Linked DNA regions of Homo sapiens: region 1 is linked to region 2. A link is a contact called in ENCODE Hi-C or POLR2A ChIA-PET data. All regions are on one chromosome and are shown on one strand. The core of a region is the stretch at or near the end of the contact, and the rest is flanking DNA. Distances in the headings are between cores, read along the strand shown. Region 1 overlaps GRIK5 (glutamate ionotropic receptor kainate type subunit 5). Region 2 holds the start of ERFL (ETS repressor factor like).

Region 1 (5,364 bases), core at 1,318-3,817, 96 kb after region 2:
CTGGGGCTGTCTGGCTCCCACTCGCAGGCCCTGAGCCTCCATGCCAGGCAAGCAGCCCATGGTCTCCAGGGGAACCATACCATGTGCACTCGGTAGAGGATGCTGATCCCCAGGGTCATAAAGGGCTTGGAAAAGTCGATGACCTTCTCCCGCTCAGCTGTGATGGTGAAGGCGGCCACAGCCAGGTCTGCCTTCTGCTGGAGGGGAAGCCGGGCAGGGGTGGAGGGGGACAGAGGGGAAGACAGAAGTGGACAGTTAGAGAGAAATGCACGGAGAGTGAGCAACTGAGGGAGGCGAGAGAGAGAGAGGTAGGGAGGGGGAGGGGCCAGGAGCATGGACTGACTCCAGGAGCCCACCTTGGGCCTGAAATCGGACCCTCATCGCATGTCCATCCTCATCATCTCACGTCTCCAGACACACTGACTCCGTCCCCTAGGCCTCAACTGTGTCCCAGCATCAAGGGCTGGGGATGGAGGGGTTCCCCAAACTCCAATTCAAGCAGCAACTTCTCCCTAGGGCCATAAAAGAGCCAAGGTCCTGAAGGGGCTGAGACTGACAGCACTCGAGATAATACAGGCCCGGACAGAACACAGAGCAGGGAGAGAGGAGGCAGGGCCCAGAAATGACCCCGGGTGGGGAGGAAGGGTGCAGGTCAGCATGTGCCCACAGCCAGTGGAGACATAACCCAGGCCCCGGCCCAGTGTATAGTCAGGGAGATAGGGCACAAGCCCCAAACAGCATCCTGGTCAGGAGACGACACTGGTACCAAAGCACAACCCTGGATGAAGGAGGGATGGCCCAGGCCCAAAACTTCAGCTGGAATCAGAAATAGATGGCACAGGACCCAGATACAAACCCAAGGTTGGTGAGAGATGGCACAGGCACAAATGATAACCACCAGGTAGAGAGAGGTGGCACAGGCTGAAAACAAAATCCACGGTCAAAGAGAGAGCAGACAGGCCCACTGTGAAATCCAGGGTCGGGGAGAAAGGACACAGACCCCAAAGATGACCCCAAGCAGAGAGGGAGATGGCGCAGGCTAAACAGCTAAAGCCGGGTACGGGAGAGATGGCACCAGCCTCGATAAAACCGAGGAGCAGAGTGAGACAGCACAGCCCTGAAGCATCATCCAGAGGCGGCAGTGTGGCAGGGGCCCAGAATGTGGATTCGGAGAATCTCTCTGGGAATTCCTGGGTGTTGAGCATAGGGAGCTTCCATCCCCTTTGTTGTACACTTGCCACTTTTATGACTAATACGTGAATTGTCGTGGAAATCATCACAGCTAATATAGGACTCCAATTATTTTAAGCACCCACTGGGGGTCTGTCCTAGCAAGGCCCTGCATGGTGGCCACATCCTCATTTCAGAGAGGAGGAAGCAATGGCCTTTCAGGTGGGCTCCAGTCCTGGGGCCAGGAGCTCAAGACCCCACTTCCTCCTGAAAGCCTAAGGGCCCCCATCCTTTGTTCCCACACTGGCCTTCTCCTCACTCATTCCTGGGGCCATGCCTCGGGCCAGACACCTGCCTCTTGCTGGGCTGGGCAAGGACAGGGGCTCTGCTCCCGAAACACTCCTCAGATCTGTCCATTTCTCTACAACTCCACCACCCGGGCCTGGGCCACTGGTATCTCACTCCTGACTACAGCACTGGCCGCCTCATCGGCGCCCCCTGCCGCCACTCATAACCTCCCAGTCCATTCCTCACATATAAGCCAAGAGGACAGTCTCCTGTTTAAAACCTGCCATGGCTTCCCCCAGCACTTAAGACAAAACCTTCTCATGGCCAAGAGGCCCTGGCGACCTAGGGCTCAGCTGCCCTGCCAGCCTCCCCTCATATCTTCTGTCTTGCCAGCTGTGCTCCAGCCATGATGGCCCGTTCTTTCCTCAATGCAGCAGGCTCATGCCCGCCTCAGAGCCTTTGCACATGCTCTCCCCCAAGCTCTTCTTCCCCGTTCCAGGCTCCCATCACACCCACCCCTTCAGCCCTCCCCAAAGCAGCCTCCAGACCCCACCTCACTCCCACTCTAGGGTCTCTCTCACATTCCCCATTGGCCCTTTTTTTTTTTTTTTTGAGATGGAGTCTCACTCTGTCACCCAGGCTGGAGTGCACTGGTGCAATCTCAGGTCACTGCAACTTCTGCCTCCTGGGTTCAAGCAATTCTCCTGCCTCAGCCTCCCGAGTAGCTGGGATTACAGGGGCATGCCACCATGCCCGGCTGATTTTTGTATTTTTTGTAGAGACGGGGTTTCACCATATTGGTTAGGCTGGTCTTGAACTCCTGACCTCAGGTGACCTGCCCACCTCAGCCTCCCAAAGTGTTGGGATTACAGGCGTGAGCCACCGCGCCTGGCCTCATTGTCCTGTTCTTAGCACGACTGGAGATGGCCTTACTCAGGTGCTTGGTAATAGGCTGTCTTCACTCCATACAGGTTCCTTGCCTGTCTGGCTCAGTGAGGCAGCCCAGAGCCCGCAGAGAGCAGGTTCCCAACAGATCCTGCTCGGGTTTGACCGAGTACAGCCTCTCTGACTGGCATTCCAGGCAGCCGACGGCTCCCCCACCGCATTCCTGGGCCACTCGCCACCCCTCTCTCTCGTGCCAGCTTCTTTCTGGCTACGCCTGAGGCGCCTGTCCACTCTGTAGAGCTGGATCCCATCCATCCCTCCAGGGCTCCTCACACCTTCACTCCTCTGGGAAGCCATTCATGGACCCCCACTCCCTGGACACCACTTGATCTCAACAACTTGCTCAATTTGGAAAATATCTGTCTCTTCTCTGCCTCTGCTGCTAAACCACAGGCGTTTCAGAAGCAAGGCCAGCTGGACATGTCATGTGTTTCTGGCACTGCTCAGGGGCCAGCTTAGAGCAGGATCTGCTGTGTCTCATGTCCCATCCTCCTCCGCTGAAACCCAGGAATGTTGCTGCTTCCTCTGGGGCCCTCCCAGATGCAGAGACCTCTTCTTCCCTGGTGCCACAATGAAACCTCACGCAGTCAGACGCTTGCATGCACACAGCACTTACCCCATGCAGCCACTGTCCCAGGGTTTTCCCCAGAGTAGACTGGTCCCCAGAGCAACCCAATGCAGAGGGACCTCCATTTCTACCATTCTACGCATGAGGAAACTGAGGCACAGAGACTAAGCCTCTTGCCACAGTTGACCCTTGGATTCGGAACCACTCCCCTCCTAGGGGCTTTATCTGCCTGCTGCCCTGGTCGCTCCATGGCTGGGGGTGTCTGAGGTCTGGCCCAGGTGAGTGACTCCTCCCTGGATCCCAGGGAGTTCAAGAAATGAGGGCTGACTGATGGGAGGAGTCAGTGAGTCCTTGAACCTCTGGCCAATATGGCGGCGGCAGCAGCCTCCACCTCTCCCTGACACTGCTCCACATCCAGTCTTCCAGCCAGCACCATCCCAGACAGAAACATGGGGGTTGTCCTGTACACAGCCTCTCCCTCACCCCTCACTGCATCCATCCTCAAGCCTCCTGATTTTGACCCCTAAACACCTCCGGAACGGAGTCACTGCCCTCTGCCTCCACTGCCCACACCCGCCCAGGCCACCATCTCTGACTGAATAGCTGGTCTCTGCCTCCCAGGACACACAGCCTGCAGCCCCAGAGATACCAACATATGACAGTCTGGTCACAGTATTTTCCTGCTTAGATTCTGCAACGGGCTGGGCACAGTGGCTTATGCCTGTTAACCCAGCACTTTGAGAGGCCGTCAGGAGGATTGCTTGAGCCAAAAGTTCAAGATCAGCCAGGGTAATGTAGCAAGACCCCATCTCTACTAAAACTAAAAATAAATAAATAAATTCTGCAATGACTCTGCTTGTTTGTATTTTTCTTTTTAGAGACAGTGTCTTGCTTTGTTAACTAGGCTGGAACACAGTGGTGCAATCATAAGTCACTGCAGCCTTGAACTCCTCAAGTGATCCTCCCACCTCAGCCTCCTGAGTAGCTGGGACCACAGGTGCGAGCCACTACGCCTGACTAATTTTGTTTATTTCTTAGAAAGACCAGGGTCTGGCTATGTTCCCCAGGCTGGTCTCGAACTGCTGGGCTCAAGTGATCCTCCTGCCTCAGCCTCCCAAAGTGCTTGGATTACAGGCATGAGACACAGCGCCTTGTTCTTTTTATTATTATTATTATTTTTTAGACCAAGTCTTGCTCTGTAGCTCAACCTCTGCCTCCTGGGTTTCAGCAATTCTCCTGCCTCAGTCTCCCGAGTAGCTGGGACTACAGGCAGATGCCACCACACCTGTCTAATATTTTTTTAGTAGAGATGGGGTTTCACCACGTTGGCCAGGTTAATCTCGAACTCCTGACCTCAGGTAATCCGCCTGCCTCAGCCTCCCAAAGTGCTGGGATTACAGGCATGAGCCACCGCACCCGGCCCTATTTATTATTATTATTATTATCATTATTTTTGGAGACGGAGTCTCACTTGTCACCCAGGCTGGAGTGCAGTGGTGCAATCATGGCTCAGTGCAACCTCCACCTCCCGGGCTCAAGCAATTATCCTGCCTCAGCCTCCCGAGTAGCTGGGATTACAGGTGAATGCCACCATGCCCAGCTAATTTTTGTATTTTAGTAGAGAAGGGGTTTCGCCATGTTGCCCAGGCTGGTCTTGAACTCCTGACCTCAGGTGATCCACCTGCCTCAGCCTCCCAAAGTGCTGGGATTACAGACATGAGCCACTGCACCCAGCCACCTTGTTCTTAAACTGTCATCCAAATGCCTCACCCGACCCAATGAGGCCCTAACTACACCTATCACCTCAATAAGACTATGTGCCATGCCTGTTCCCCTTATGAGACTCTGTCTTACACCTGGCCCCAAAACGTCCCGCACCATCCAACCCCCACAGCCTCATCCCCTACCATCTTGCCCTGTGTCCCACATTGCAGCCACACTGCCCTTTCCATTTGTTCATTCTTTCATTTATTTACCTGCCTGACAAATATTTGTATAGCGCCCTCCACTAGCCCAGCACAATTCTAGCTTTGGGGATACGGCGGTGAATAGAAACATACAACGTCAGGTAGTGACAAGTGCTGTGATGAAAAATCAAGCAGGCAGCAAGAGAGAGACTCGAGGGAGATGCTGTTTTGGATCTGCTCCCCACTGTTGCAAGGGGGGTCTTATTTGAATAGCAACATGAAGGAAGTACAGAAAAGGCAGGAGAAGACCTAGGGGGAAGGTTCCAGGCTGAGTGATCAGCGGGTTCAGTCCCTAAGGTGGGAAGAGACTTGCAGCATCCAGCAAGGCTGGAGCAGAATAGGAGGGCCTGGGAAGGCAGCAGAGTGGGGCCAAGAGCCTGGCAGGGCCTTGCGGGCCACAGTAAGGTAACTGGATTCTGCACCTTG
Region 2 (5,394 bases), core at 1,170-3,669:
AGAGGTGAAGAAATACGAATGTGTGAGGAACAGGTGAGTTTGCAGCTTTAGGGGACAGGTGGGATGGCTCACGTACAGGTAGGAAGGGGCCAGTGTGACATGAAATGAGATAAAATGCAGGGATTCCAGTGGAAGGGGCAGATTTTAGAGAACAGGTATTACCTGGAGGGGCAGGTAAGAGGGGACGTATGCTCCCCGAGAGACCAGACATCTTAAGGGCAGGTGTGAGGGGGACAAGTGTTACCTGGAGGGGCAGGTGAGAGGAAATAGGTGTTACCTCCAGGGCAGATGAAGGGAACAGGTATGGAGGACAGGTGTTGCGTGCAGGCAGGTATGAGGAGATAGATGTTACCTGGAAGTCCAGATTTGGGGAGTTGAAGGGGGAACATGGATGTGACAGGTGCATTGATAGACAGGTGTGAAAGGTTAGTTACCTGAGGCCACAGGTGGGTGCAGTGTGACTCTGCCAGATGGTCTGCCACCTCGATTTCTCTCGCTCCCCTGTCCTCCCCTCCCTGGGGAGCCAGTTCTGGCTCTCGGGTCCCTCCCGTGGCTCTGGCCCTGGGTGGGGCACAGAGTTAGCTCTGGGCTAGGCGAGGCCTGGCCTGCTGGCCTGCCGGGCAGCCAGGGCCCCTGAGGCTGCTTGGCGATGCGGAGCGCGTCTGGGCCGCGGCGGCCGGCCGGGAGGGGGGAGCGGGCGGGGGGGCCGTTTAGCCGTGATAGATCCGCGCGCCGCTTGTCTCTTAATCTCCAGAGCGACCGATCGATTCGCTATTTCCCTTTGTTGCCAGAAAATTCGATCCTGGGCCTGGAATTAGGTCCCCGGCTTAATCTGAGCGGAAACCAGCGAGGGGGAGACAGAGACAGAGATGCTGGGAGAGACAGAGACAGAGAGACAGTAAGAGACAGAAAGAGGCAGAGAGAGAGAGATAGAAAGAGATGCCGAGAAAGGAAGAGAGAGAGATAGATGCCGAGAAAGGAAGAGACACAGGGAGAGATAAGCACAGAGATTTAGAGAGAGATAGTCTTAAGAGTTGGACCCAAAAAGGAAGAGAGAGATGCTGTGAGAGACAGAGATAGAGAGACAGATCCTGGGAGAGTTAGAGGTGGACACAGAGATGCTGTGAGAGACAGAGACAGAGAGACAGTGAGGAGAGACCCAGCCAGGGGAGAGATAACAGAAGTGGCCCAGCAGGGCCCTGCGACAGTGGTGGAATGATAGAAAGGGTGTCCCAGAGGGCCCCGGCCCCACGAAGGTCAGGGCCAGGCCTGTACTCCTTGCCCCGAAGTGTGCAGACCCCAGAATTGGCCCAAATGTCCTTCCCACAGACCCTGTGACCCCTCATACCAAATATCCAGACCCCAGATATCCAGATCCAAATTCGCAGACCCTTAGCTTTGAACTCCAACTCCAAATCCAGACTTCTGGCCCCCTCAAGTCCAAACTCCTATGCTGATCCCCAGTCCCAGATATCCACACCCCCAGTCCTGACTCCCAGCCCCAGTCAGCTCCCAACCTCAGATATCTAGATCTTCCGCCCCAAGTGTCCAGTCTCTTGGCTTTGAGCCCCTAGGTCCCAAATATGCAAGCCCTCAGCCCTGACCTCTAAACCCCACTCAGAATCTAGCCCCAAATATCCAGACTCCTCAGCCCCAAACATCCAAATCCACCTTCAGGTCGGCCACCAACCCCCGTTCCCAGATTTTCAGTCCAGTCTCTTGCAGACCCCATCTCCGTGGCTCTCACTCGCTCTCCCTCCCCGCCCCCAAATCTCGCACCCCTGTCCCGAGGCCGCACCTCTAGCGCTACCCGCCTCCCACCTTCCCAGAGTTGGGCGCTGCCCCACCTGCCCCTTACAGCCGGGGCGGATGACCCCATCCGCCTACCCCTCCACCGGCTCGGAGGCCCAGCTTCTCAGGCCTCCCGGGACCACCCCCGCGCCCGCCCCCTCCTGGGGCGGGAATCCCCGCCCCCTCCCCGCCCCTGCGCCGGCCGCGGCGCTCACTCACTTTCTGGGCTTTTCGCATCCGCTCCGGTCCGGGGAGAAGTGTTTAAAGTTCGGATCCCGCAGCCATGGCCCCCGCGGCGTCCTGGGGAGGGGGCACCGGGGCGAGGGGCGGGGTGGGGGGAGATGCCCGGAGCCCCGGGGAGGCAGAGACCCAGAGGACGAGGAGAGGGAGTCTCTGAGACGCCGGGACAGGAGAGACTCAGAGACGGAGAGACAGCCAAGGAGACAGAGACGGGGAGACGAGCAGAGACGGGGAGATGCAGAGAGGGAGAGAGACAGCGAGATAGACGCGCAAAGAGAGCAGAGACGGGGAGAGCTGAGGACGGAGCTCCGGGCTGGAGCTCAGCACAGCGAGCGCGGGCGGGCGCGCGCCGGGGACAGCCTGGCCGGCTGGGGGCGCGGGGCGGCCCTGCCTCCTGCGCCTTCTCCTCTTCCTCCTCTTCCTCCTGCTCCTCCTCCTCCTCGTTCTCCTCCTCCTCCCTCCACTCCTCTGCGCGCCGCGCGCCTCCCGCCCTCGCGGCCGCCCGGCCGGGCTCGGCTCGCAGATATATGGAGGCGGCGGCGGCGGCGCGGGGGAGGGGGCGGGGGCGCGATCGATGGAATATAATTTTCCTCAAACTCGGAAAATAAAGTTCAGAGCTGATCAAATTTGAAAACAGATGTCGAATCGCGACTCTAAATAAGGTTCGATCCCGGGACTGAGGGAGTGGGGGTGGGGCGGGGGTGGGTGGAGAGGTGGAGAGACCCCCCTCCTCTCCCCTTCCCTTCTCCTCCGCCCCGCTCCTCCCTAAGTGGACGCGCGGACAAACGGACAGGCGCGAGGTGGAGGTGGCGACGATGCGTCCAGGACCCCTGCTGGACACGCAAGCCTGGACCGGGACTGGAACACGGACCCGCACACACGCAGCCTGGATAGGAGATACACGGACAGAGGGACATATGGATACAGTAAGACAGTGCAAACACACACTCAGGGACACACAACCCTACAGAGAGACAGACACAGACACACACACACAGACCTGCCATCTATACACGCAGCACACACATGCGGACCGTAATACAGGAAGTGGAAACACAACCGGTACACGGAGACATTCAGGCACACACAGAGAAACATATGCACAAACACAGCCTGCACACCACACCTTCCCCAACCCACAGCCACTCCCTGATCCACTGACCCACAAACTGGACACAAAGACAACCAGATGCACACACAGCCACACTCCACTCCCAACACACAGCCTGGACACACAAGCCCTCACTAACACATAGGCAGAACCCAGGGCTGGCACACTGACACTCCCCTTCACACTCCCACAAGGTCACAGGCACACACACGCACACCTACAGTGACAGGAAAGGGCCCTGCCCAGCCAGATCTGCTCCCATTGAAATAACAAGTCAATATCGACCAGCCTCAGGGCGGGTCAGACCCACAGTTCAGCTCCCGGCCGGCCGGACCTCCTGGCCCAACCTGACCCTCACCCTCACTGTCTACCCTCCTATTCCCTCCCTTGCCCCTTGCCCCTCGCCCCTTGCCCCTCACCCTGCCCTCTCTCCCGCTTCCACTCCCCAACCCACCACCCCCGACTTTTCTCTCCCATTCCCAGGTCAGGCTCCGCCCCGCCAAGTCCCACACCACCTTCTCTGGGGAAAGGCAGCTCTCACCTGGGCAGCCCCTGGAGGCTTCTACCCCTAGAGGGGAAAATAGGTCTCACGGCAAGACAGCAGTCCCCAGGTGGATATTCAGGGGCCAGGACAGCTCTGTCGGATCTCACCAACCCCACCAGCGCCCAGGTGCTGAGACCGAGGTGCTGAGAGGCTAGAAGAGAACTTCAGCCCTGCCTGACAGAGAAGGTTCAGCCTCACTCCCGCTCACCACTCACTCAGGCAAGTCGCTAAACATCCCCGAGCCTCAAGTTTCCTCATCTGCAAAATGGGACAATAATGACCTCCCTCCTAGAGTGGTTGGGAAGGTTAAACCGCAGGGCGCATGGAGCACAGCTGGTACTGCACCAAGTACCAAGTAAACACGCATTTGCTGTGAGCTTGCTGCTTCCGAATAATCTCATTAAAAATATTAAGAATTTTGCCAGATAACAAGAATTCCTTCACTTGTCTGTACCTTCACTTGTCTGAAAGGGAACATTCTTTCAAGGAGCCAACAGGCTTCACTGGGCTCCATTTACGACCCTTTCCCCCAGAGCCATGGTTCTCTGGGTGTCCATAACAGCCCCGGGACTGTCCACAGCCTACTTGAACACAGGTCACCAGCTACAGTGTTTGTGCATATGTTTCTGTGCGTGTGCCTGAATGTCTCCATGTACGGGTCGTGTGTTCCCACTTCCTGTATTACGGTATGCACGTGTGTGCTGCGTGTGTAGATGGCAGGTCTGTGTATGTGTATCTGTGTCTATCTCTGAGTTTATCTGTAACACCCAGCACACTACAGAGAGCATTCCCCCTCTACACCCAGCACACTACAGAGCCCCCTCTTGGCTCTGAAAGCCAAGGAGGAGGTTCCGGAACACCCTCTGGAAGGCAGGACTCCTCCCACACAGGACACCCTTTGGGAGAAAGGTGACACCCTCTGGGTAGATATGACTCCTTGGCTACACCCTTCAAGAGAGCTGGGACACCATTAAGGCTTCAAGTACACCAACTGGAATGCATTTCATGACCATTAAACCCCTGTGAAGAGGGACAGAACACCTTCTAAGCAGAAAGAGCTCAATTGACTGTAGATAACACCCTTCAGTAAGATAGGACATCCTCTGGAGAGATACAGTTTATCACACCATACACGACACCCTACTGGAAAATAGAACATCTTTGGAATGTGAGGGACAGACACCCTTAAGATAGCAAAGACCATCAGTCAATAGGGCTTTAAGACTTTATCTCTAAACCACGCCCCTCTGGGAGACAGGAAAACGTCCCCAGGTGTCAGAAACACCTGGACTGTAATGTTAACACCTTTGAGGGTCTTGCAATGCCCAATCAGAGGGTGGGGAGGACCCCCCAAGGAGAGCTCTGATGCTCTTGGGGCTGGGGTTGGGGGGGCCAGGACCCATTGCCTTGTGCATCCCACACACCGGTAGGAATGGGAACAGCACCCGTCTGACTGTTTAGAACACCCTCAGCACCCCCCACCCCCAGAAGACACCGTCTTGATTTCTGGAACACCTCTGGGGGCTGTGCATTTTGGAGTAATTTATGCTCCCTCTCTGAGTCCTAGGGTTCGGGAGGATTTGTGAAAAGGAGACCAGAGCGTGCAGCGCTGTGTAAGGCACATAGTAGGTGCTCAGTGAAAGAGACCCCTCACTGCACAGCACGCCCGCGGCCGGCAGGGGCACACGTTCCCTCGTTAGCAGTGTTG

The links. Hi-C counts contacts between places; a loop is a spot of excess contacts on that map. ChIA-PET counts read pairs that join two places held with the same protein, here RNA polymerase II (POLR2A). Pooled maps may share reads with other maps.
Region 1: a pooled map shows a loop between it and region 2 (2.1-fold over the local background). The contact joins the enhancer-like site here to the promoter of ERFL in region 2. A Hi-C loop is called at or near these places in 3 of 50 pooled maps. POLR2A ChIA-PET finds 5 or more read pairs at or near these places in 3 of 52 experiments (BJ, WTC11 and activated B cell).

What each region holds. Positions count from the first base shown.
Region 1 is chr19:42,022,161-42,027,524 of GRCh38, forward strand. It overlaps GRIK5 (glutamate ionotropic receptor kainate type subunit 5), which reads right to left. Exons shown (of 20, transcript NM_002088.5): 13 at 81-194. Among named protein-coding and RNA genes, the nearest start is that of ATP1A3, 31 kb to the left of the region's middle. Within about 2 kb of position 2,568, at least 6 of the 41 ENCODE cell types and tissues checked have a DNase peak (open chromatin) inside an H3K27ac peak, as active enhancers do.
Region 2 is chr19:41,926,030-41,931,423 of GRCh38, forward strand. ERFL (ETS repressor factor like) reads right to left here and starts at 2,420. Exons shown (of 6, transcript NM_001365103.2): 1 at 2,011-2,420. It also overlaps a transcript of ARHGEF1 not described here. RefSeq lists a silencer at 2,366-2,545 and enhancers at 2,817-3,317, 5,182-5,394.